Regions from separate parts of the Mus musculus genome. Here all the other regions are linked to region 1. The links are chromatin loops, found by intact Hi-C in ENCODE. Cell type or tissue: left cerebral cortex. All regions are shown on one strand.

Region 1 (8,000 bases):
GACTCAGCAGGTTGCAGGTTACATTTATAAATTTGTGAGTTTATATTATTCATAGCTAACAAAAGTAACTAAGGAAAGAAAGGCCATGGATTTGAGAGAGGCAGGGAGAGAGTGGGAGGGGAACATGAGAGAGCTTGGAGGTAGAAGGGGGTATCATGTAATTAAATTTTAATTTTTAAAAATTATAAAAAACAAAAACCAGTCCAGTCATTATCAACTTTAGTCAGCCACACATTAGATGTCCTTTATTCTCCCCTTTCTACCAAAGACAGAGACTAGGTTGGAATATTTTCTATCAGTTTTTCACGTGTTATCATAGTGGGAAGGAATTCAGCATCAGAGTCAAACACAATGAAGGTACAGCTCACAGTCACCACTTATACACTGTGGGCAAGTGGCTCAGCATTCTCATGCCTTTAAAATAATAATAGTGATTTTCTCATCTTGTCTGGAAAATGAAAGTCCTGCAAGGTACACAGCACAGCCCCTGTAAACAATGCTGTACAGATGGCAGTCACCTGAGCTCAGTGTTGGTCCTGTTAAATCATCTTCATCCTAAGCATCTTGAATTCTCTAAAGGAGTCTACATCCTACACATTCAGTGGGCTCCAATACTCTCCCCTTTAAACTCTTTTGCAGAAATGTTATGGGATTAAATAAATTAATATGCATGAACACTTGGAGCCTTGCCTGTCATATAGTTATTACCCAAGATGGCTCAGCTCTTAAACTTAACATTTACTACAATAATAATTAGCTTTCTAAGGATTTTTAAATGTGCCCCTCAGCCAGCCCTTAGCGTGTAAATCTTGATGGTGTGTTCTGCATCAGTTTTAGTTGCCTCCAACTACAAACCCTCGGTGTCAGTGCCTGGCACACAGTTGCCTCGCATAAGATGGACAAATGAATGGCTATAAATGTATGGCTGAATGAATAAGCACGCACTCTTGCCTTACTGAGGATGATATCTCAGAAACAAAACCATGGGAGATGCTCTGCGAGTGTAAAGCCAACAGGAATGGAAGGCGAAATTACCTTAGAGAGGTAGCTGGTCCAGGGAGGTTAGGAAAGGAGCCATTTAAAACCTTGGATATAGAGTCTGAAGTTATGAGTCAGAGAGAAGTGAGTAGAGGAAAGAATCTTGGGACATGACTGCTAGCAGATAATAACCTTCCAAAAATATGAGCTAACTAGATTTATCTGATCAAATGTATCTGGGGGTGCTTTGGTAAATAAAACATGAGAAACGAAAAAAAATAAAACCTATGAATTTCCTGTAGAAAGTTCTAATGAGTAACCTGGGGAAGGCATCTGGGTTTCCCCAGCTCGATACAGTCATGAATTTTGAGAAACTGCTGGACCATGTGGAGATAGCAGAGGGTTAAAGTCCCACAGCATTAGCAGGTAATGGACTGAGGTTCAAGGTTATATCAATCTCCACAATTACAAAGGCAATGGCTTGAGCTAGGACTAATGGGAATGGAAAGGGGGTGGAAGATTCAGAAATATTCTGTGTGAGAAGCAGATCGCAGGGAATGGCTTTATACATATTGCATTTGGTTGTATTATAGTTACTCTCCAGTAATGTGCTCTGTGTTTGAAATCTATAATTTGGCATCAGTCTCCTCTGAGGGAGAATGATCCTCTAGCAAAGCACTTCTAGGCTGCTTTGGCCCCATCCTATAACTACAGTCCTTTTCCTGGCAAATGGAGAGAGCATTTCCCGAAACCTTGTACACTCGCTGAGGATATCAGGTAAAAACAAATAGCAAAATGGACTTAGAGAGAGAAACAATGCCCACAAAATCCCTAAAGAACCTTTCCATGTATCCTTCTGGAGTCTATGGATGAAAGTTATAACTTGCATATTACAGAAGAAGAGACTGAGGCCTATGTGCATCACTTATGGCCAGACATACTTTCCCTTCTGGATTTGGATTTATTTTCTCTCATGGCAAGTTCAGTGCTCTGAGACAATGCAGGCAGAAACATTTTTCTCAGGAATTCTGCCAGGATAATTTACCTAAGCTTTTGTATCTTGGAAAATGTGCCAAGAGTCCAGGAGGTTACCCAGAACACATAAACCACTCAACAGGGGTCTGGATACCATGTAACACTCAAGGAAGGACCTGGCCCTTTCTAAGCTTAGGAGTAGGTAAACATGACCCTGCAAATTCTACTTGCATTTGGTGTGTTTATGTATCTAGTCTTCTGCCAAACTTCATCCAGGAGAACTCTGTCTCTTTTGACTCTCATGAGGCTGAGGTTTGGTTAAACCAGCACCTAAAAATGGTTAGGTGCAGCCAACTAAAAGACAGAGACCTTTCCCCTGGATGCCTGCATCCAATCCCAATATACATTTCTTTTATTAATGAAATCTTAACTTCTTGAGAGTCTTATGCATGCATACATGTATTTTGACCAACTTCACTCCCTCTTCTTTTTAACCCTTTTCATATCCACTCTGCTTCTCATCAGCCCTCCTGACTTCATGTTCTTTCTATTTTTTAAAAATAACCTACCAAGTCTAAATTTTATTTCCCATTTATCCATTGATATTGGACCATCCACTGGAATATAGGCCCTAATATGGCCTATTAAGATGTATACTCTCAATGAAAACTGACTTCCCTCTCCCAGTAGCCTTTAACTGTCCCAGCTCTTCAGCTGAGGGTGAGGCTCATGCTCCCCACTCCTGTTTTGTGATGGAATGTGGATTGGTTTGTTCTCCTGCAGATATCCACAGTTGCTGTTAATTCAAGAGTGCAATAACCCATTATACAGAAGCCTGTTTCCCTTGGGTCCTCCCTGACTTCTGGCTCTTACAGTCTTTCTGTTCCCACTTCCACAGTGGTCTTTTAAGATGAGCATCGCCCACCCCATTTGTAGCTGATCTCTCAGACACCTGTATTTGTGCTTTGACCAGTTATTGAGTTTCTGTATTAATGGGCACATATATCTCTAGTATGCAGCAGATCCATGAATCCACAGCCCTCCATTTAAAACATTTTAGCACATTATTGAGCTAGAAGGAGAGGAAGCTCGGCTCTGCTGCTATCTTTCCTTTGAAGTGAATTCTCCATAGAGCCTTGGGCAAGTCACCAAGCTTTGCTTTTTCCTTCTTCTTAAAGAAATTAACTCAGAGTTTTTTGAGGACATGAGATTGAGGCTGTAATTTGTTTCCTTCTGGGATGATCACTCATACAGCAGGTCTAACCCTACAGCAAAGACAACTGATGCCCCTGCAGTTTCTACCATATATCACTTTATACCCCAGAATCTTTACAGGTGTAAGGTGACCATCTGAAACCACCCAGCTAATGCTGCTGAGGTAGCAGGCCAAGGCTCCACCACCCTTGCCTCTATCACTCCTTGGTAAATGGCCTTTACTACTCAAAAATAGACTAAAAGAGAAAATGGTACACTGTAATTATATCTGCATTTTTCATTAAATGTTATAATTTTGAATGATTTTGAGAAAACATTCAAATTTTAGGATATATTAGTGTGAATCAAGTTCTATTCAATTTTGGCTGCAAGGCTTTAGACACATAATCACGTTTTAGGTGTCTGCCAGTCATTTGCTAAAGGAGATATATTTTAATATTGTCTCATTTGTTGTTTGCTAGGACATAATGAGATAAGATAAGATATCCAGAGTAGTAAAGTGTTGCACAAAAGGGTAGATTCAGGGAGAAGCTCACAGATGCTCCACTACACAGAAGCACGGGGTAGTGACCGGGAGAAGCTTACAGGTGCTCCACAAGCTTCAAACAAGCTGTAGCAGTAAGAAAACTACAAATCTAAGAATCCTAACATTAAAAGAAATGCCACAGGAAGAATCAGCCAAAGGTAATTAGTAAGTGTCTGGCAATGGTTCTCTTCTGATAGAAAAGCAGTTTGGTGAAGGCTTTTGACAATTTAGGTCGTCTTAGCTTAGGGTAAGAGGTGGCTACTGACATCTAGTGGGTAGAGCCCATGAAAGCTACTAAATATTCCACAATGAGATTTCACCACAATGAATGATATGGGAACACACTAATAGTGCTAGGATTGCATAATCTTGGACTATTAGAAGTTCCTCAGGTTCAGAAAGAGGTGAACCTTGTTTATTCCCATGCTGTAGTATCTGGTAATATGCTCAGTACAGACAGGATCCTCCAAAACCATCTGAATGAAGACCAAAGAAAAACAGATAATACAAGCAAGACAGTCCTGGTTGTCAGGGACTGTCTTAGGGCCTCTTTGCACCTTTCTAGTTTGCTTTTCAATCTTTTTTTTCTGGCCTCTCAATATTTCTTCTGTCTTTCTTCTCCCAAGCACTGGGAAGGAGGCAAATCACACCAACTATGACGCTTTCCAGGAATGGCAAACAATGCTTGTAAGACAAGCATGACAGCGTTTCTTCCAGTTTCCCTTCAAAGCACTCCATTAGGCAGACTGCAAGCCCATCAGCAAATCAGTGGATTCCTTCTTATTCCTTCTCTAAGCATGAACAGACCAATAGCACATATTCCCTGAAGGTGTCTTACCAGGCTAGCTAAACTTTGACTTTCAGAAAATACATTCTGTATGTGAAACAAAAACTAGGCTTAGGTGAGGAATGGAAAATAAAGACACTTCATTATGGAAGTAAATGTATTATATCTGTTCACTCTGTCCACATCTTGCTCGGTACCCAGAGCCTGATAGGGATCCTTAAATAGTTGTTAAATAAAGGCGTAACCTGGTAACCAACATTCCAATCCTTTCCTTAAATTTGGTCAATTTCTAAAAAACGTATATCTTGCCATCTCTTCACAGAGCCATAGTACATGACTCTAATACCACTGGCCAACTCCTCCTCCTCCTCAGGAAACTGTTTGTTTGGGGGGCTCTAGTGAAATGCACTGGACGGACCCCTCAGTGGCTTCGTAAGCAGATTTAGGATAGAAGTTATGTTAGCATAGTCACTGTAAAACCTAACGTGAAGACCCATCTCTCTGTGGAGTGGGGAATGATTGGGGTGCTCCTATCTCAGCTCGGCCCTTTCTCTATTTTTTCAAAAATATATAAAGACACACACCCATGATCAAAAAACCTACTTGATTGAGTTGCTCTTGTGCTGATGTCAGACTCAAAACTAGAATTGATTTTTATGTGAATACTAACAAGACCCCTGTTCCATTTGCACACTGACCTATAGTGAGGCTTTTGAAGTTTAAGACTTCTCCATACCTCTTGTCTTTATACCAGCCACTTTATCTATATGCAAGGGGTTCTTTTTAAGCACTCAGCGATGGATATGTTTAAGGACATACATCTATATCTCGAAGAAAAGCAGAAGTAAACAGGTTGGATGGGGTAGGATTCAATGCTGTTTATTTGGGACTTAGTGATCTCTCTCAAGAAGGCAGACTGAAAATGATTTCCTTTATAAAACTGTTTCCAAGATTAGTTTTTAAGGGATGGCATACATTTGATGAGCCCTGGGGCTGAGCCCAACACATTTTCTTCGAGCAAAAGTCTCTGTTTGGTAGCTCTGACTACATTTAGAACCCTCATAAATACTCATAAAAAAAATCAAAGCAATCCGCATTTCTTTACTGGTGTTGGATTTAATAGCACACTTGCTGATTAAACCACAAGATTATGTCTTATTCAAGAACAGGAGAAAAGCGACTACACAATTGTGTTGTTGTTTCCTCCAAAGAAACTGTCAGCTTAGGAATATTTCACTGTGCAGTACACTCTGAGCTTTTAACTGCCTAACTGTCTCTGTAAATGGTAGCTCAAAACTGCTACTCATTAGTCAGCAGATCACGTCAGAAAAACCCTCAATATTGTGATCACTTCAGAGTTTGACTCTGGATGCCACCAATGTGTTTGTGTTTGTTCCTTTGCTTTCTTTATATCCTTTTGAGTTTTGGTAAAATGTAGTAAAGATATCCTGAGCTAGACTTTATTCTAGCCACATTCCTGGGGTTCAGAATGCTGTCAGGTAGAATGGAGACAACACACTGTCTCCCAGAGTTACCATGAGTGCTGTGCCCTGCCACCATGCTGCTGCTTGAGGTGAAATTTGAAACATCTTGGTTCTGTGTTAGTCAAAAATTTCCCCTGGAAGACTTATCTGAATTTTATTGGCTCAGATGGATTTCAAATTTGGAGCTCAGTGCCTGGGTGCAAAGGACTCAGGGCTTCAACTCTTTCACACTGCTCAGCTCCCATATCAGCAGATGTGTGCAATTTTTAATTACCTGGCTTACAGAGAAGCAATATTCTAATTGAAGCCCTTTCCAGTTAGACAGAAAACAAAAAGAAAATCACAGGGGCGACTGAAAGGAAAGTGAGAATTCTATAAAGTTCTCCCAAGTGAATCAATTCAGTTGAAATTGCCTTTTCTACTTTGCATCCATGACAAGCTGGGAGCTTTGAAACACTGATATTTCTAAATTTTCTTGGCATTTTTATTTGCATTCTTTGTTCAGAGATTGAAAGTCAGGGGACAGATTTGTCTTGCTCAGTTACAGGGATACCTTAATTTAGCCACATCTGCATATTGTCTCTCCCCAGGCTGTCTTTCTCGCTACATTCACATCTTGGTAGCTGCACAAATTGAGTGTTTTTAGGCACATAATTAGCCTGGAGTTACAAAAGCACAGTGTGAGGAAAAGGAGGTTATCTATTGTCAGAAGAAGAAAAGATACCCGTGGAAACGTGCTGTGTTATGGTTAAGTGCCTGAAAATCACCGTGGCCTATGAGCTTCCCATAGGTTATGCTGACAAGGTGAAGCCCTGACCGGAGGATGAACATGCCACTCACGCCATCTCATGTGCATCATTGTGTCATCTTATCAAGTTGCACACATTCTCTGTTCTCATTTTCCTATCTTAAAAGTTAGGAGCTGAGATTAGCCTCTTCTCAGTGGCTATGAAGACGAGGAGAGATAAGCCAAAGTGTGTATTTACAAACTGGAAACAATCAAGGCCTTTTTCATTTTGCTAAGACAAAAAGAAGATTTCATTGTGGAAAAATTCAAAACCACTTCACTATTTTTGTCCACAGCATTGGGATTTTTGTTCCTTAAAATAGATTACAACAAACTTTTCTGGACATGGTATTCAGGACTTGTCAGGAGGGATACAATTAAAGATCATGCAGACTTATCCCAATTCAAACTAATGGTTGACAATACTAACTTATTGAAGTTACTGATGTCCAGTGACAGTGGTTTCATGTATGGAACCCTGAGTCTTTCATAATAAGCTGACAAAGAAGAAAGCAGATACTTGTAATTCACCATTCCTTCAAACTCTACTAATTAATCTTGTGGAGTAGCTTCATATGGTGACAACTCCATTTACAGCTCATGACTTTACATGCAACTTGTTACCACTGGCTCTGAAAGAATAACATCCAAAAATGGATGTAGCGAGGAAGAAGGGAGTCAGCTGTGTGTGCTGGAGAGAGGACAGGGCCTGCCCACTCCTAATGCTTTCACTGGGCTCAAGAATGAAAGCCATGCTTGATTTTTTTTTTCAACAACCTACCTGCTAAGGCATACTTAGTTCCTGTAGTATATATGACCTCTGAAGTTGTCCTGGGAACACATTCACTGGGATCAGACAATAGAAATAGTTAGGTGACTTGGGGGGAATTTATTTTTGAAGCTACAGTAATCAAAATTCAGACTGATCATCAAAATGAGCAGCTCTGTGTTAGCATGCAAGTAACAGGTGCATTGCAGGGCACCCTGAAGACAGCACTCAGGCGGGTCAGTTCATTCCTGGGTAGACATCACTCTCTCCTTAGAGTTTATCTGAAACCATGTCACAGTCCCAAAAAACTGTCACTCAAAAAGAATGTGTGCCTCAGAGTTCTAATTGAAATTCCCAACTTTACTTTAAAAGTCTAAAAATTGCCAGGTTTTCACTTGTGATTTATAGGTACCCTAACTTTTGTTACAAATATATTCTGTAGTTCATTTACTGTGAAAAAAAAAAAAGCTATGTAGATT
Region 2 (8,000 bases), 460 kb before region 1:
GTAGATAAACAGCAAGTTCCAGGATATGAGGGACCCTGTCCTAGGCGAATAAGGCAGAGAGCCATAAAGGAAGACAATTGACGCCCTCCTCTGGCTTCTATACTATAGCACACATATGCGCACACAGCAGCACACTCCACAACCTCACATGAACACAACTACTCACCAGTTCTAAAGCTGTCTGCTTATATCATCTAAATGAATACATGCAGTGTATAGCATTTCAAGCTTCTAACATTAGTTTGTTTCTGTTTCTGTTTTGTTTTGGTTTGTTTTTGTGGCTGGAGATGGAATCCAGGCCTTGGAATGCTAGAAGATGTTATACTAGTAACCCCTACCCTCTGCCCTGGGATGTGTGAGTTTTGCTAATATAGTTCTCTGAAGCCACTGTTTCCTTTCTTCTCATTGCTGAGTTGTATGCCACAACATGGGTATATCACACCGTATTTACCCACCCACTCATCGAAGGACATTTGAGTTGTTTCCATTTGGGGGGCTATGATGAACAAAACTATAAGCAACAGGGCATAAGCTTTTGTGTGAACATAAATCTTCACTTCCCAAGTATGACATCCCAGCTATAGCATGATATGATTACTTTGCAAAATCCCAGCTTGTTGCTTGCTACATTGCATGCATAGTATATTTATATGATGTACATGTTTCCGATTTGGATTAAAATAAATTAATGACCATTAAGATGAACTTCATATACTACCTAATGAATCTCAGGTACCAATATAAAAGTGTTGTTATCTTCCAGGAAAACACTGCTGCATCAACTTCAGAGACAATCACCCCAGGGAAGAGGTCCCACTGGGCACGTGGTCACTGCAGGCTGATGGCATCAGTCTCATTCCAAACCACACCTGCTGACTGTACAATTTGTTAGCTATTTTTTTTACAAGATTTAGTTTTTTTCATTTGAAAATGGGTATACTCTTACCAGAGATCTGAAAAAAAAAAAAAAAGAAATAGTTTCTATGTTACATCCTATTGAAGCCTTCAGTAGGTGACAGGCATTATTAGCCTGAGGATCAAATGAGGACACATATTCTAGAGGTGAAAGGAATGCAGCCTCATGGGCTAGACACCTCCCATCTAGGAGCAAGGCAATAGCTGTACATAAGCACCTTCTGGATTCACGACTCACACTGAGTACTAAGATTTCTGCATGGCTATGTTGCAATATGTTTCTTGTAGGTAGCAATAAAGTGCCCCAAAGAAGATACACTGTTTCCTTCCTTGCCCCAAAGTAACTTGTCAGTATCAACCTTCTGTGGACCCTCCAAGACCCTTAGTAACTTCAGTGCTTTAATAACTTTTGTTGCCATAAACATGTGCATGGCCACTCTGACACACAACAGAAATACATTTCAGGGGGGCTGGTGAGATGGCTCAGTGGGTAAGAGCACCCGACTGCTATTCCAAAGGTCCGGAGTTCAAATCCCAGCAACCACATGGTGGCTCACAACCATCCGTAACGAGATCTGACTCCCTCTTTCTGGAGTGTCTGAAGACAGTTACAGTGTACTTCCATATAATAAATAAATAAATCTAAAAAAGAAAAAAGAAAAAGAAAAAGAAAGAGTTCGGGGGCGGGGGGCGGGGATACATTTCAGAGTGCTCATGGATCCTGAATACCTTCCATGTAACTGATCAGGTTAAAAATAAAAAAAGAATACTTTGCTTTAAGCAGGCATCGGTGGCACACATCTGTAATCTCAACACTCAGGAGACTAACACAGGAGGACAGAGCACAAAGCCAGTCTGAGCTATTACGGAGAGAACCAGCCTCAGAAACAAGCAAACACCCATGTTGTGTCTTCTATCCTTTACCTACCACTGATTTATATAACACAAAATTAAAATGAGGCATGCTCCTAATAGTGTATGTCTGTCTTTACAGTTTTGCCTTTGACAAGAAATCCCAGGTCTAGGGCTCTTTTGATGTTTCCTTGAAGAGGGTTCAGTGGTGAAATAGGATTAGTAGACATTTCAGCAGTAAACATTGCTTTAGCAGGGAACAGAAAGCATTGATACATTTTCAAAATTCATTGGTGTGGAATGTGAGAAGACGAAAATACTGATACTGGGGGCTGGTGAGATGGCTCAGTGGGTAAGAGCACCCGACTGCTCTTCCGAAGGTCTAGAGTTCAAATCCCAGCAACCACATGGTGGCTCACAACCATCTATAACAAGATCTGACTCCCTCTTCTGGTGTGTCTGAAGACAGCTACAGTGTACTTACATATAATAATAAATAAATCTTTAAAAAAAAAAAAAAAAAAGAAAATACTGATACTGAAAAATTATATTCTTAATACGGACATTAATCTCACATGACACATTAAAACTCAAATCAGATGGAAAGTAAAGCCTTCTGCCTGGTAAAATTGAGACTTTAATAACTGCAAAAGATGACTTCGACAGCACTCCACATCCTGATCTGATGTAGCACTCCGTCCTCCTACCTACAGTCTATATTTTTAAATTATAATGTTTAAAGGAGATGTTACCTTTTCACAATGGATCTTGTGTAATGAAAAAAAAAAAACCCAAAAACCAAAAATCAAAAGACAAAAACAAAACAAAACACAAAAGACAAAAACAAAACAAAACAAAACCAAAAAAAAAAAAACCACCAACAACAACAAAAAAAAACCCAACCAACCAACCAACCAAACAAACAAAAAAAACCCACAAAAAACCAAAAACCAAAAGGTACCAATGGGAAACGAGGTAAGTCTTTGTTACCTACCTCTCTATCACCTTCCCTTTGAATGAGCCAGTTTTCCTATTGGGTTGCTGGATTCCTTGGTACTGGCCAGTCTTCCCACAGGCAAGCTTTAGGAGTTCACTTTGACAAAACGGAGGGCGCTCCATCGCTGTCACTTTCAGCTGTGCTTTGGATTTCTTTAGTGCTTGAGCGGAAAGGACTTCTAAAATTCATCCAGTGACTGAGATCACGGCTTAATTTTTGGTTGTTTGGAGCAAAACACACAGGAAACATCATTCTTTCTCAAGTGTTAGCACAAACATTTGTGCGACTGACCGTGTTTTACTTCATAATCCTCCAATGATGCATGTGACAGAAGTGTGGGAAATTCCCTGGTAACGTGTGAAATACTACATAGAGAAGGCACATTAGGAATAAAAGAAGTCACAGCATAATTGTTAATCACATTTAGATATCCGTATATGAGTTCTATAAGCAGGACGGTGCTCTAGGGTCTGAGTTTTTCTATTTCACCCCTCAGGAAGTCGAATGCTGTCCTATGAGGCACGAACCAAGAGGCCAGCTGCTGTTTGGCTGTCTCAGTAGTCACCGAAAGGGCTATTTTATTTCATCTTGAGTTTCTGTGGAAGTCTTTTAAAGCATGAAGCTAAAAAAGTTCAGTACCTGGATCATTTGCACAGTATTTCTGCATTTAACCCTTAAGAGCAAATACTGCCTAGGTGAGAACATTACCACAAGGTGGCAGCAGACACTAGGCTATAGTTTAGTCTCAGGCTTCATTGGCTCTCTGAGTAGCTGAGTTCAATAGGACTTGGTGCTTAAAAAGAAGGCCTCCGCAGGAAAGCTGAAGAAAGGTATATAATTTACTCTGGTTCCTGTGTGTGTACCCATCAATCATCCATATCACTGATGTGCATAGCATTTAGCTGAACATCTTATATAAACGCAGCTTTCAACTCAATACATTTGAGATCGGACGAAATAAACGCACACGATACTGATGATTTTGGTACGTGAGATTTTGTACAGTTGAATATCTGGGAGAAGAACTTTAGATGGAACAAGAGGCTGGGAGTATGACTTAAGACCCTCAAGACTCTGGGTTCAAAACTCAGCACTTAGAGAAAAAGCAGTAATAAAATGTATAACATTGAGGTGCTACTATGGTGTGTTCAGGACGGTACATCTGAGCTCTTGCTCCAGCCTTGGGCTGCGGCCTGAGTCTCGTTACAGTCACGTGATTTGCTCATTTTTTCATCTCTCAAATGGGAATGCTATGGGTGATAGCTATATAGTGAGATTCACGCGAAGTAGAAACTCTGCCGTAGCAAGTAAGACTCTCAGGAGGCAGAAGATTCCTGGTCCAGACTCTAAACCACTTCACTGTGGCGGAGATGCTTTGGTCACGAGGGTGGAGCTCTGTCCAGGTCTAGTTTTCCTCTTGGCGAGAATCATGGGTATTAGAATAAATAGATATACCCGCGAGCAATTCCTTTAACCAGAAGTTTTCACATAATAATTAGTATTGAATCTTCATTTTGTTGGATTCAATCAAATGAATGGTTGGCTGTGATGAGTTTTATGGCAGGAAGAGAGAGGTATTTTTATTCATGTGAGTGAGTGCTCATGCCTCTCTGTGTACAAGTGTTCCCTTCTCCAGTAGGTCACGGAACAACCCTAAAGCATGTAATCTGGCTACCGGAAAAAAAAAAAAAAAAAAAAAAAAGTCAAGGGAAAAAGAAGGGCACACGAGAGAGATAGCAGTTCTGCAGCCAGTCAAGACTTAAAACCTAGTTTTATACCTAATAAGTTCTGGAACCTTAGGAAAGGGGAGAAAACCTCTGAGCCTCATTTTTTGTGTGTGTGTGTGTTTAAAATATGAATAATCAATGGCACCTCCCACCCCCCCCCCAAACTATCTTAAAGTGCTATGGGACAACCTGACACAGACACAATGAAAGGAATAATTTCAGCTAATTAAATGTAGGCAATGCTATGAAGAAAATACAAGAGGGTGATAAGGTAAAGAGACAGGATGAGGGGCAATGCTGGCGGGGAGCACTGGGGTCACAGGGTCTGAAAGCCGAGCAGGGAAATAGCTGTGTGAAGATCTTCATGGTTCAGGCACATGAGACGAGAAACAGGGTGTGTACATGATAAGCTAGAGAAGTCGTCTGGGCCAAACCAGCTTAGCACTAGAAACCAACTTAGTGGTCCTCGCTTTGTCTTCAGAGGGAGGGGAAGGGAAGTTAGCAGGCCTTATAAGGAAGTGGTCCATGTATATTTTTTTCTGCAATGGTATCTAGTCTGGACAGAAGTTACTTAGAATTCCTGCCAAGATTACAATTCTCACACTCCAGGAACTTTTACAAATAAGTTGATTTAGGAACTAATGAAGGATTCTAAGGCCACCATAAAAAAAGGGACCAAGGAAGACCTCTTAAAGCGGTGACAGCTGAGATGAGGCATTTTATGTAAAATGTGACAAACTATGCTAAGAATTGGAAGAGGAATTTAAAGAACAAATAACCACATAAGTAAGAATTGGGTGGTGGATGTGTCTGAGGCACACATGGTGGCAAAGACTAGTGTGTCAAGAATGGGAATGTAGGGGTAAGGGAGACAAGTGTTCTTATGTCTTAAAAATAAAAATTACTGCTCAGAAGATGCACTGGAAAGGGAAGACAGCACCTTTGGAAAAGGCATCAGGGAGGTAACTAGGTTTAGGGTCCAGAGAGTGATGAGGAGTTCCCCAGGCAGGTGGAGAGAGTCAGAAGAGAGAGAGACAGAGACAGAGACAGACACACAGAGATAAAGGCAGACAGACACAGAGAGGGGTTTGGCTAGAGAGCTAGGGTATTATAATAGTCTAAGAACACAGATGTTTGAGGCTACAATGATGGCCAGCTATTAATGAGTAAGGCTCACAACTAAAAACCAAGAGTAAAGTAGATTCACTAAGGAATATTCAACAGAGCTAAAGACACAAACCACAATTTCTCATAAAGCTCATTTTCTTTTCAATAGCCCTCACAGCACATGGCAAGGATCCATCTCGATGTGAGCACTTCCTGGCCATTTGTAGATGTCCCTCTGAAAACCAATCCATCTACAACAGGCCAAAGTCTGTTTCAAACACAGCATTCCTTGCTCTCAACGATATCTTTCTGTTGAACACACATGAGATTGCATAATCTTATATCAGTAACCATAGCAACAGTTGACTTCTATAGAGACAGCAATCCGTTGAATTCTCTAAATTAGATTGCAAACATGAATTTCTGCAGGAACCTGGAATGGATTTGTGAGAATCAATGGGGTGTAATAGGGAGGGGTGGGAACTCTGGCAAACTGTAAAGTATTGGGCCAATCGAATGTTACAGAACCACGCATTTGGGAGAAAATTTTTGAGGATCGAAATATGATCTCCAGCCATAGTTGGCTCCGAGGTCAGCTCTCTGCTGCCTTTTCCAGATATTTTTGGGTGAACTCTGCAAGCAGCCATTGGTAGTCTTGGAGCAGGTCCTCCTTCAGGTTAAACTTGAATGTCATAATATAGAGTGGCTCTGGCTGGGGGCTGCACTCAGGCTGGTTTTGCATCTCCTTTCTAATCTGCTGTGCTTAGCAACTTGAAATCCCTCTGTAAATCTGGTAAACTGGCTCTTGGTTTTAAACTGGGGTGTAATGAATACATCAAGCAGAAGAGAACAATGAGGGGTGGGGTCATTAGTGAGTGAAATCCTTTTGAATCTTAATGAAATGAGTCCAGTGAGCACATTTCCTGAAAAGCTTCATCTTTTGGCTACCCCCTACCTCCCCACTTCAAACACCTCCCCTCTACTCTTCACCCCCACTGCAAATACCCACTTCAATTCTCCACCACCCACCCCAAACATCCCCTTCCAACCTATTCCCCCACAGCTCTCTGACTCCTGAATCAGAGATTTTCTTCCACCTGGCTTAAGTAAATCCAGTTGCTGGAGCTTTAGCCTCACAGGGCAAAGGTGTCACTTTACAGATTAGGTAAGTGTGTACTTGCTGCCTAGAAACAGGTCTCGATATGGTGACTCTGCAGGAAGCCTGTGATCATCTTAGAAGTTAGCCAACTGGAACAGCATTTCTGCAGCAGCCAGAGCCCTTGATTCAACCATGCTTCCTTCCCAGCTCTTCTTTGTACTGCTTGCTGCCTCAGGTTAGTGTTTGCATCATTGTTACTTAACTACGGAAGCAATAGTCGGAGTGTCTTCCTCTGGGTTCCTTTTCACTTGCTCTAGAACATTTGATGGGGATAGTCTTTTGAACTCAAGGGCTCCCGGGTTGTACCTCATTGGATAATCTACCTCCTTATCAAGATATTTTCACAGATGCAGTTTATAGATGGGCATCAGAGCAAGTTCTCTGGGAGACAGTTGGCCATTTCTACTGGTATCTAGAATCTGGAACCTCGGGAGACAAACTTCTACCCGTGGAAGATTTACCTAATGAACTGCACAACAGTGAAAGATGTTTGTGGCCCATTTGTAACTAGGGGAAATATTGCCAGAAGGCAAAATAACTCATATGCTAAGAATGTAGCAAGGATTACTTTGGAGATTACAGGAAGAAATGGTAGAGTTGGAAAAATGGGGAAGACTATATAGATGATTTAAGTTGTTTTCTATTTCATATATTTTCTTACTGATTAATGTAACAGATTCTACTTTGCATGAAAAGAACACGTAACATGTCTTACTAATACTTTATTTAACATGTTGAAATGATATTTTAAGTACTTTGGATCAAGTAAAATCATCTTTACCATCTTTAAAAAAGATTCAACAATGTTCTTAAAACAACAACAACAACAAAGTTTCACTTCGTGGACCTGGTAAGTCTGGAATTGAATAGGTAAGCCAGGGTGGCCTTGAACTCACAGACATCTACCTGCCCCCTACCTCTGCTTCCTGTAGCACACAGAAAGGATTAAAGCTGTGCCTGTCTGTTTTGATTTTTTTTTAAACATTTATTTATTACATGTAAGTACACTGTAGCTGTCTTCAGACACACCAGAAGAGGACGTCAGATCTCGTTACAGATGGTTGTGAGCCACCATGTGGTTGCTGGGGTTTGAACTCTGGACCTTCGGAAGAACAATCGGGTGCTCTTACCCACTGAGCCATCTCACCAGCCCCCTGTTTTGATTTTTGTTGAAAGATTCTGACAGAATGTAAAAGGTCACAGAAGCCCTCAAATTGGCAAAATAGATTTCATTGTTAGCAGA
Region 3 (8,000 bases), 130 kb before region 1:
GTGCTGGGATTAAAGGCGTGCGCCACCAAGCCTGGCCTTTCTTTATAAACCAAAACCAAAACAAAACAAAATGAAAAAACAAAAAAGCAAACCAGAAAATCTACACAGCCTCAGCATCCAAAATTATATAATAATAGAGTGGGAAGGAATTGTGGAGACAGACTCAGCTCATCACATGCTCCTTGGAATAATAATTCAAGTATTGCACTAGTTTGTTATTTGACACCACTGGCATCTCAGGTGGACTACAGAGGGTGGTCAAGGATGGCCAGCACTGAAGAAAAGTAATTTACCCACACAGAAAACTTGCCACACTTCAGTATCCACGTCTGTGACTGATCAGGAGTTCATTCATTTTTATATGGACTAAGATGTAATATATATATATGTTATGGAGACTAGGATAATGGAAGTGTTGCAAAGATGATGGTAAGGATGATATTTTTTCAGAGGATAGGATATATATGTTCTTGCTCAACGACACTGGGCAAGAATACAGCTGAAATGATTCTCGTCTTGATTTATATTTTGCTATCCTTTTAAAAGTATAATCATGTTTCTGAGATTAAATAAATATTGCTTGAACTTTGACAACTCAACTTAAGGTGTTGAATTGGGTGTTTTGTAGGCATCTTAATGTTTGTAATGCGGGAGGAGGGTTAACCCTTCATTTCGCCAAAATACACAATAAACCTGATGTAGCTATGTCAAGACAGGCCATTTGAAGGTGCTCCACCCAGAGGAATGAGTCACTGGTACACTGAATGGGTGCCCGGTCATACAACCTAGCAGAGAGTATGTGTGTTCTCAGTCATCATGCTGCCTGAACAAAAAGAGAGTGCAAGGCTGGGGTATGGGAATGGGAGGGTTTTTTTGGTCCTTGATTTTATTATCTATCTCTATGCAATGTCTCTATGCAAATGTCCCCTTCATGCCCATCCCTTTGAGTGATTAGTCATGATAAGTTTTGTATGGTTCTGGAGTAGGCATATTTTACTGTATTTGACCTTTGGAAATGGTGAAACCTTTCCATTTAGGGGAATGGTTATGATTCTATCTCACACTTTCTTCCAACCAGCTTTGCCCTTTTTCAAATGAGCAAGTAGCATTCACACACAGGTTCTTGAAAAGAGCTATTTTTCAAGCCTTCCCTATGCCTTTCTAGAATTGAAGACCCATTACTCTGTCAAATATCAACCCATCTGTCAGCCTGCAACAGATGGTTCAAATGAAGAACTTTAAAAATACCAAGGAGGAAATTATTCTGTGCTTTATCAGACAGAGCTTAAATTCTATCTAACTTCAGCAGTATCCTTCCCTCCTTATCATGTGAACTGAAAGTGGGGAAAACATTGCATTGGAATTACAAATTAGAAGCCATTACTCAGCAAGATGATTTCTGGCTTCAAGACAACTTTACTGTTAGATGCGAAGCAGGAGATAGACTTGGGCTGTGGTCTTACACTAACACTGTTCAGGCACATGTAGTGAAACAGTGGAAAATTAAGACCTTGTCTTAGAAAGGTAGAAAGGAAAGGATCGCCCTATGAAAATCATGTGATAAGGCTTCTGAATAAATTACAGAGGCTCTTACTTTCACCATCTGTTCTCCTTTCTGTTCTTGCTTCTTGTTTTCTACAAGATCATCCTTTAAAAATTCTGTGTCTCTGGTAGGCAAATTTTGAGCAGGTACCTAACACTAGAAGGCGGTTGAACATGAAAGAATGAACAGATGTGGATTAAGTGTTCTCTCTCTTCATGTGTTATGTCTCCATTTGTTTCTCTCTGTGTGTATGTGTCTGTCTGGCCCCCTCGCATGAGCGTGTTTGTGTGTGTGTGTAAGAGAATAAACATGGAAACTCCATTAGTTTCATTTTTAAGTATGTGACTAAATTGCCATGGCATTATCAAGCTGGCAGTTCATGTGTGAGGGTTTTACTTTATTTAACCATTCTAGGTTATGGTCCATCATTGTGGGGGACTCAAGGCAGCCAGAAATAAAGCAGCACGTGGCATCTTTAGTTGGGAACAGAGAGAGAATGAACCTGTGCATGGCTTTGCTCTGCTGACTCTCCTTTCCATTCAGCTAAAGTTCTAGCCATGACATGGTGTCACCCATATTTCGAGTTTATATCCACATCTCAGTTAATGGAATTAAGATAATTTCCCACAGACATTCCCAAAGACTGACCTGATCTCAAACTATCTATTTAGACTCTTCCCTGATGGTTTTAGATTGCTTCATGTTGACAGTGAAAACTCACCTTCCCAGAGGCTCATGCTAACTTGAAGTGAAATTGTTTGGGAGGGGCATATCACTAAGGCTGGCCTTGAATTCACTGTGTAGTAGAGGATGACCTTGAATAGCTGATCCTCCTGCCTCCACCTCCTGAGTGCTGGGATTAAAGGCTTCACCCTTTCTATCCAGTAAACCAGGGTTTCCTTCCTGCTAGGCAAGCACTGTACCAATGGAGCTCATTCATTGTGATCATGATGCTTTTTGTAAGCTTGAAGCAGTGATGTCAGCTCCAAACTTCCCAGAGAAAGTGATCATATGCTTCCTTGGGTTGTTATTTCAATCTTGTGAAGTAAATATTTTGGAGTATCCCCTGTCTAGACATAAATATTAATTGAATCATAACTTATGTCTCATGCTTTATTTAGCTGTTTGTACCGTGCTTTGTCAGTTACATCATACTTTCGATTCACATTCCAGTTTTACATTTCTAGGTTTTGGGTTTTCTTTTACAATTGCGGTGAGAATTTTTAAAGATGTAGACAGACTTCCATATCTCTAGATTTTTTTCCTATGAGTATCAGAAGATATGAGTAGAAAGTTTTCAGAAGCAAATGTATCCTAGGATGTCTGCAAAAAACGGCTCAGCCAGCATGATGCTTGCTGTTCAAGCAGGAGGTTCTGAGTTTGGATGGCCATCACCCATATACAAAGCTGGCAGTGGTGGCTTGCAGCTGTAACCTCAGCCAGGAGGATCCAGAGATGGGAGGATCCCTGCTGCTCACTGGCTGCTGAGCTCACAAGTGGATGCGCTGGAGGTTCAGTAAGGACCTTGTATTAAAGATAGAGTGTGAGAAGGACAACCAACATTGACCTCCAGCTTCCATGCTTACACACAGCACACACACACACACACACACCCTAGTGAAAATCTTCTGGACTTCATGTACCATAATGCTAACAGACATCTCACTGTAAAGCAGATTCTGATTTGGAAGGAACAGAACAGAGTCTGAGAGCCAGAATTTCTAACGTGCTTCCAAGCTCTGTATGTGCTGCTGCGCACATATGAACTCTGAGAAGCATGTCTAGCCTATGAGGAGACTTCCTCCATGCCAACTTTCCAGCCTACATTATGGCTAGGATCACCCACTATGAAAGAACATACCACACTATTTTTATACTTTTCTGCCTCACTTTCAGATATGTTTGTTCATTTTGCCAGTTCAGTTTTAAGATAGCTGCCACTTCCCTCCCTCCCTTCCTCCCTCCCTCCCTCCCTCCCTCCCTCCCTCCCTCCCTCCCTCCGTTCCTTCCTTCCTTTCTTCCAACATCCATCAGATTTGTTTCTATATACTGGGCACTGTGATAAGTATTTGCATGAAATAATCTCATCTAATTCTCAGTAGATGTTAGCAGGACTATTATTGATGTGCAGCTGAAGATACAAAGAATAAAGAGATCACCAGGCTAGCAAGTAGAAAAACTAAGATGTGACTAGTCTGACTCCAGAGCCTGTGTCTTCACCATTAAGAGTTTATTAAGATTTTCCCTTCTTAGGATCATCTCAGGTGTATTTACATACTCACCTTTGCCCTTTCCCAGAGTTACTTTCAAGTGGTATGAAGAGAGTAAAATTCTACAAAAATAAAGAAAACATACATATGTGCTACTTTTTCCTCACTTTTCCTCCCCAATTTGCTCCTTGATGAAATCCATGAAGGCAAATATTAGGCTATTGGGAGTAACATTATCAAACAGAAGTCCAATCATGTGTACTTAACCAAACTGAACATTATTATGCTCTGCATGAGGAGTTATGCTGTAGGGTCATCATCTGATATATGGTATATTAAAATTTGTGATGATGAGCCCTCATATGCCATATTGTGTTCTGCTGGTGAGAGGAAGAAGTTGGTTGCTAAAAAAGTTAAGGTTCTATGAAATATATTCTTAGTCATGAAGAAGAGCCTGTTCCCACATGAATTTTCAGAAATCAGCTAAAGGACAGTAACTTTGCAGTTTGTGAAATGGCTTGGTAGATGACAGTTATATCATTCCAGTTTAAGATCTTTTCACTACACATAAAGTTGAGATAGAGAGTGATTTTTGGAGCACAGAGAAAAGCTGTGAGCCTGTTTTAGAAGGTAGGTGGGGGACTGTGACTTTATACCTCCAAAACACTTCCATTCAGTTCATGTGAACAACATTAATCTTCCTGGGAAGTAGGAATAGGGAAACATATTTACACAAAATGTTAACTTGATGATCTTTGGACAGTATGAAGGCTGAATTATGGTACCTGTCAAGGACTGTTGTTTAACTTAAATAGAAACAAAAGCACATGCAAAGCCAATGTCCAGAAATATGTTGGAAATAGAGAAGGGTTGAATCACACAAGAGTTGGGATAGATCCTAAAATCTGTTTGAAATGAGAAAGTTGTCAAGTCAACAAACAAGCAAGCAAACAAACAAAACAAATCTTTCAGTGAGCCCATCATGTCTGCTCTAGTGAGCACTACCCTTGCTTTTGTGTATGCTTGAAGTTGTTAGCTTGTGTTTGGGACCATGTAGAGTAAGAAATAAATATCCCCCAGCATGGATGGAATTTCTTCAGTTCAGGGAATTAGTTTCATCATGAGAATAAGAACTGAGCAAACATACTGTATTTGTGCAGGCAGAAATTTTTAAAAATATCTTTTAATACCTTATTCTTTTTTCTTTGTCTTTTTGCTAAATGCTTTGAATGGCCATATGGCTAATGTGCATTGAGTCGTTCTGTCATATGGCTGGGTTGGAACAGCTAGGAGGATTGCTGTTCAGTTGCTTTTTGGTGCTGACCTCCACCTCTGCCTCTCCCAATGATTTCAAAGTAAGGGTTCTCAACCTCTGCTCCCTTGAAACAAATGTCTTCTTATTCAAATACTCACCAACATTTTTGCTTCTCAATTTGAAATGGCTCTGAGGATTAATTTTACCATAGCCATTAGGGAGGTTCTAGCTCAACTGGGTCATATAATAACTATTTATAAACATGAATGAGAAGACTGTCCAAATGGAAAATTCATAATTCATTTTAGTGCTTTGGAAAATGAAACAATTCCCCTAATGCTTGGCATTCATAAGAGCAATACCAAATTGTTCTTAATATAACACATAATATAAATGATATTACCTTCCCTTGGGAATTGAGCCCCACGCTTCATGCATGTTAGGTGAACTCCAAACACTGAGTTAGGTCTCTAGCCCTTTTGACATTTTTCATTTTGAGACCAGGTCTCAGGGTACTCTCAAGTTGCTCCAGGGTGACCTTGAGTTCACTCTGTAGCCCAGAGAGGCTGTGAGCCTGTGATCCTCTTGTCTCAGTCTGTTGATAAGTGTGTTTTTAATATAGCAAGAGGCAAAACTATGAACATGTTAATGCTATTAGGGAATATAATTGTCACGGAGGAGATAGACAGTGAGCAAGGTGAAGTAAAAGCTCAGATACCAGGGACAAATATTCCTGTCCCTGGTGGATTCAAAGTTCAACAAGTGATTTTTATTTGCAATTAAAATGGAGAAAGACACCTAATGGTACCCTCTGGTCTTCACATCCATATACTTACACCCCTTTACTCCCACATGGGCACATGTACCCACACATATATGAATGGAATACACATACATGCACATATACCACACACTTACTATACACAAGTAGAAAGAAAAAAGGAACAATCATGTGATCATCTCTGGGTCCTCAAAACAGAAGGACTAGGAGACACAAGGATTCCACAATGGGAGATAACTCAGTGGACTTGCTAATGTAGAAAAGTTAAAGACTTAAACACAAGATGATGAGAATCCATATTAAGGAAATATGGCAGTTGTAGTCAGGGAAGAAGTAATAAAAAATGATGGCTTACTCATTTGCTTTAGAAGTAAGTACAAGGCTTTCTGTTGGGAAAAACACTGGATTCAAAGAGAATATATGGTGCTTCCAATTATTATGGGCCTGCCTGACAGACTATGATCTCAGGATTACAAACACCAGTGGACTCTATCAGTAAACCATGTGGACCTAGAGACCTGCCTCATTGGATGACAAGGTTTTATAAGCGGGTCAGGGTGTTGAATGGTCAGTTCAGTCAAGATCAAATCTTGGGCTTTATTTGATTTTTCAAAATTTTACAAAAGCAAAAACGAGGGGCCTTCTCTTTGATTCAGAAAAACGAAGTTTTAATTCTCATAAATGTTTTGAAATTTTAGATAGACAATTCAGGGGTGTTACCATTTTATGTTTTTGAGAATTTTCTTTGAAAGGACTTCTTTAAAGTCCATAAACTCTGGGTTAGCATTGCAGCATCTCTTAGCAGCTTTCCTCTTGATTCTTACCCAGTCATGACCCCATCTGCATTGCAGATCTTTACCCCTAATGTTTGCTGCCACCCACTATGGGTATCCTAACTTGTCTGAAAATAACTCATGTCTCCCCAGACACCTACTCTTTCATCTACATGGATCATGGGGCTGAAGGCAAAGCTCTCATGCTCTATGCCAAATGCAGCAACAGTTTTAAGTTCCTGGGCCCAGCTGCACCCTGCTGCTTTCTTCAGGATAGGAGGGTAAGGTGCCCTGCATCTGACAGGTCTGCCTTCATGTTCATACCAGATGCTTCTCTGATGTTTCTCACCTTGGACCTCTTTCAAACGAGAATAATAACTCACAGGATTTCATGGACCTGTAGATGAAATAAGGCATGTGAGCTCTCAGCTCTGGTCTGGCATGTTGGAATCCCAGGCAAGAGACAGCCCCGTGGTAGACTTCCCAAGCACTCACTGAATACCACTATAGTAATCTTTTGCTATTCTTTATTTCATTTATTGATATATTTGTGTGTGCGTGTGTGTGTGTGTGTGTGTGTGTGTGTGTGTGTGTGTGTGTGTGTGTATGGATATGAAGATGTGAATGCACACACACAATTACATATGTCACAATGCATACATGGAAGATAGGGCACAACTTTAAAGAATCCTTTTTGTCTTCCACCAAGTAGGCTCCAAGATTTAAACTCAGATCATCAGATTTAGCAACAAGCGCCTTTCCAGGCTGATCCATCTTGTCAGCCCTGCAGTTCGAGGGCTTATTTAGTGTAGTGTAGTGTCCCAATTCTACTACCAGTGTATCATTCAATTGTTAACATAATGCTTTTTAACATGAGCTAGCAGTGCATTCTTTTTTTGTCAGACATCTGGGTGCACAGATATGTAAGTGCTTTAGAGTTCATGCTGCCTTAGAAACCTTTTCTTTGCAGTGAGAGTCAGATCCAGTTAAGATCTGTTGTATTGTTATGCTCATTTTGCCTCTCCTATAGCTTTAAATAGATCCATTTTCACAGGCACTCACCTGTCCTCACCTGTATCACCCCACACAAGATCTTGTATCCTTTTTGATGTGTGCTCCCACACTCTAGTTCAGTTCTACTCACAAAGGTGGTCCTATGGGTCTTCCCAGATGGTTCAGCCTTTGTCATGTGATAGTACCCATCTAGTGATTTGTGTTCCTTACAATGGCCCTTGATGCCATAAACTAAATATCTCCCAAACCAGGGTTCTCAATCCTTTAACTTTCTTTGGGTTTTGGTTCCTAATGCTATTTTCTTTTTCTTTTTTTTTTAAAAGATTTATTTATTTATTATATGGAAGTACATTGTAGCTGTCTTCAGACACTCCAGAAGAGGGAGTCAGATCTCGTTATGGATGGTTGTGAGCCACCATGTGGT

Evidence for each region. Peaks named below come from ENCODE experiments on the same cell type or tissue, not always from the same donor. Only the 100,000 strongest peaks of a DNase experiment are listed, where the experiment ranks them.
Region 2: it touches region 1 in a loop (4-fold over the local background); 9 of 42 quality-filtered maps call a loop at or near these places.
Region 3: a loop joins it to region 1, with 2.5 times the contacts of the local background. A loop is called at or near these places in 2 of 42 quality-filtered maps.

The regions. Positions count from the first base shown.
Region 1 is chr14:13,455,488-13,463,487 of GRCm38, reverse strand. All of the region lies in intron 1 of Synpr (synaptoporin), which reads right to left. Among named protein-coding and RNA genes, the nearest start is that of Synpr, 5.5 kb to the right of the region's middle. In left cerebral cortex, a CTCF peak has its summit at 3,963 (motif pointing left); DNase peaks (open chromatin) are centred at 3,937 and 5,387.
Region 2 is chr14:13,913,330-13,921,329 of GRCm38, reverse strand. Gm281 reads left to right here and starts at 6,809. Exons shown (of 15, transcript XM_011244864.1): 1 at 6,809-6,932. The coding sequence starts at 6,890. It overlaps Gm11100 (predicted gene 11100), which reads right to left and starts at 2,886. Exons shown (of 5, transcript NM_001370907.1): 1 at 2,762-2,886. The coding sequence starts at 2,886. In left cerebral cortex, a CTCF peak has its summit at 3,461 (motif pointing right); DNase peaks (open chromatin) are centred at 3,490 and 5,911.
Region 3 is chr14:13,587,009-13,595,008 of GRCm38, reverse strand. The region is part of intron 3 of Synpr (synaptoporin); the gene reads right to left. Among named protein-coding and RNA genes, the nearest start is that of Sntn, 80 kb to the left of the region's middle. In left cerebral cortex, no CTCF peak of the experiment used is centred here; DNase peaks (open chromatin) are centred at 2,542, 3,278, 4,219, 6,764 and 2 more places; H3K27ac peaks cover 2,343 bases.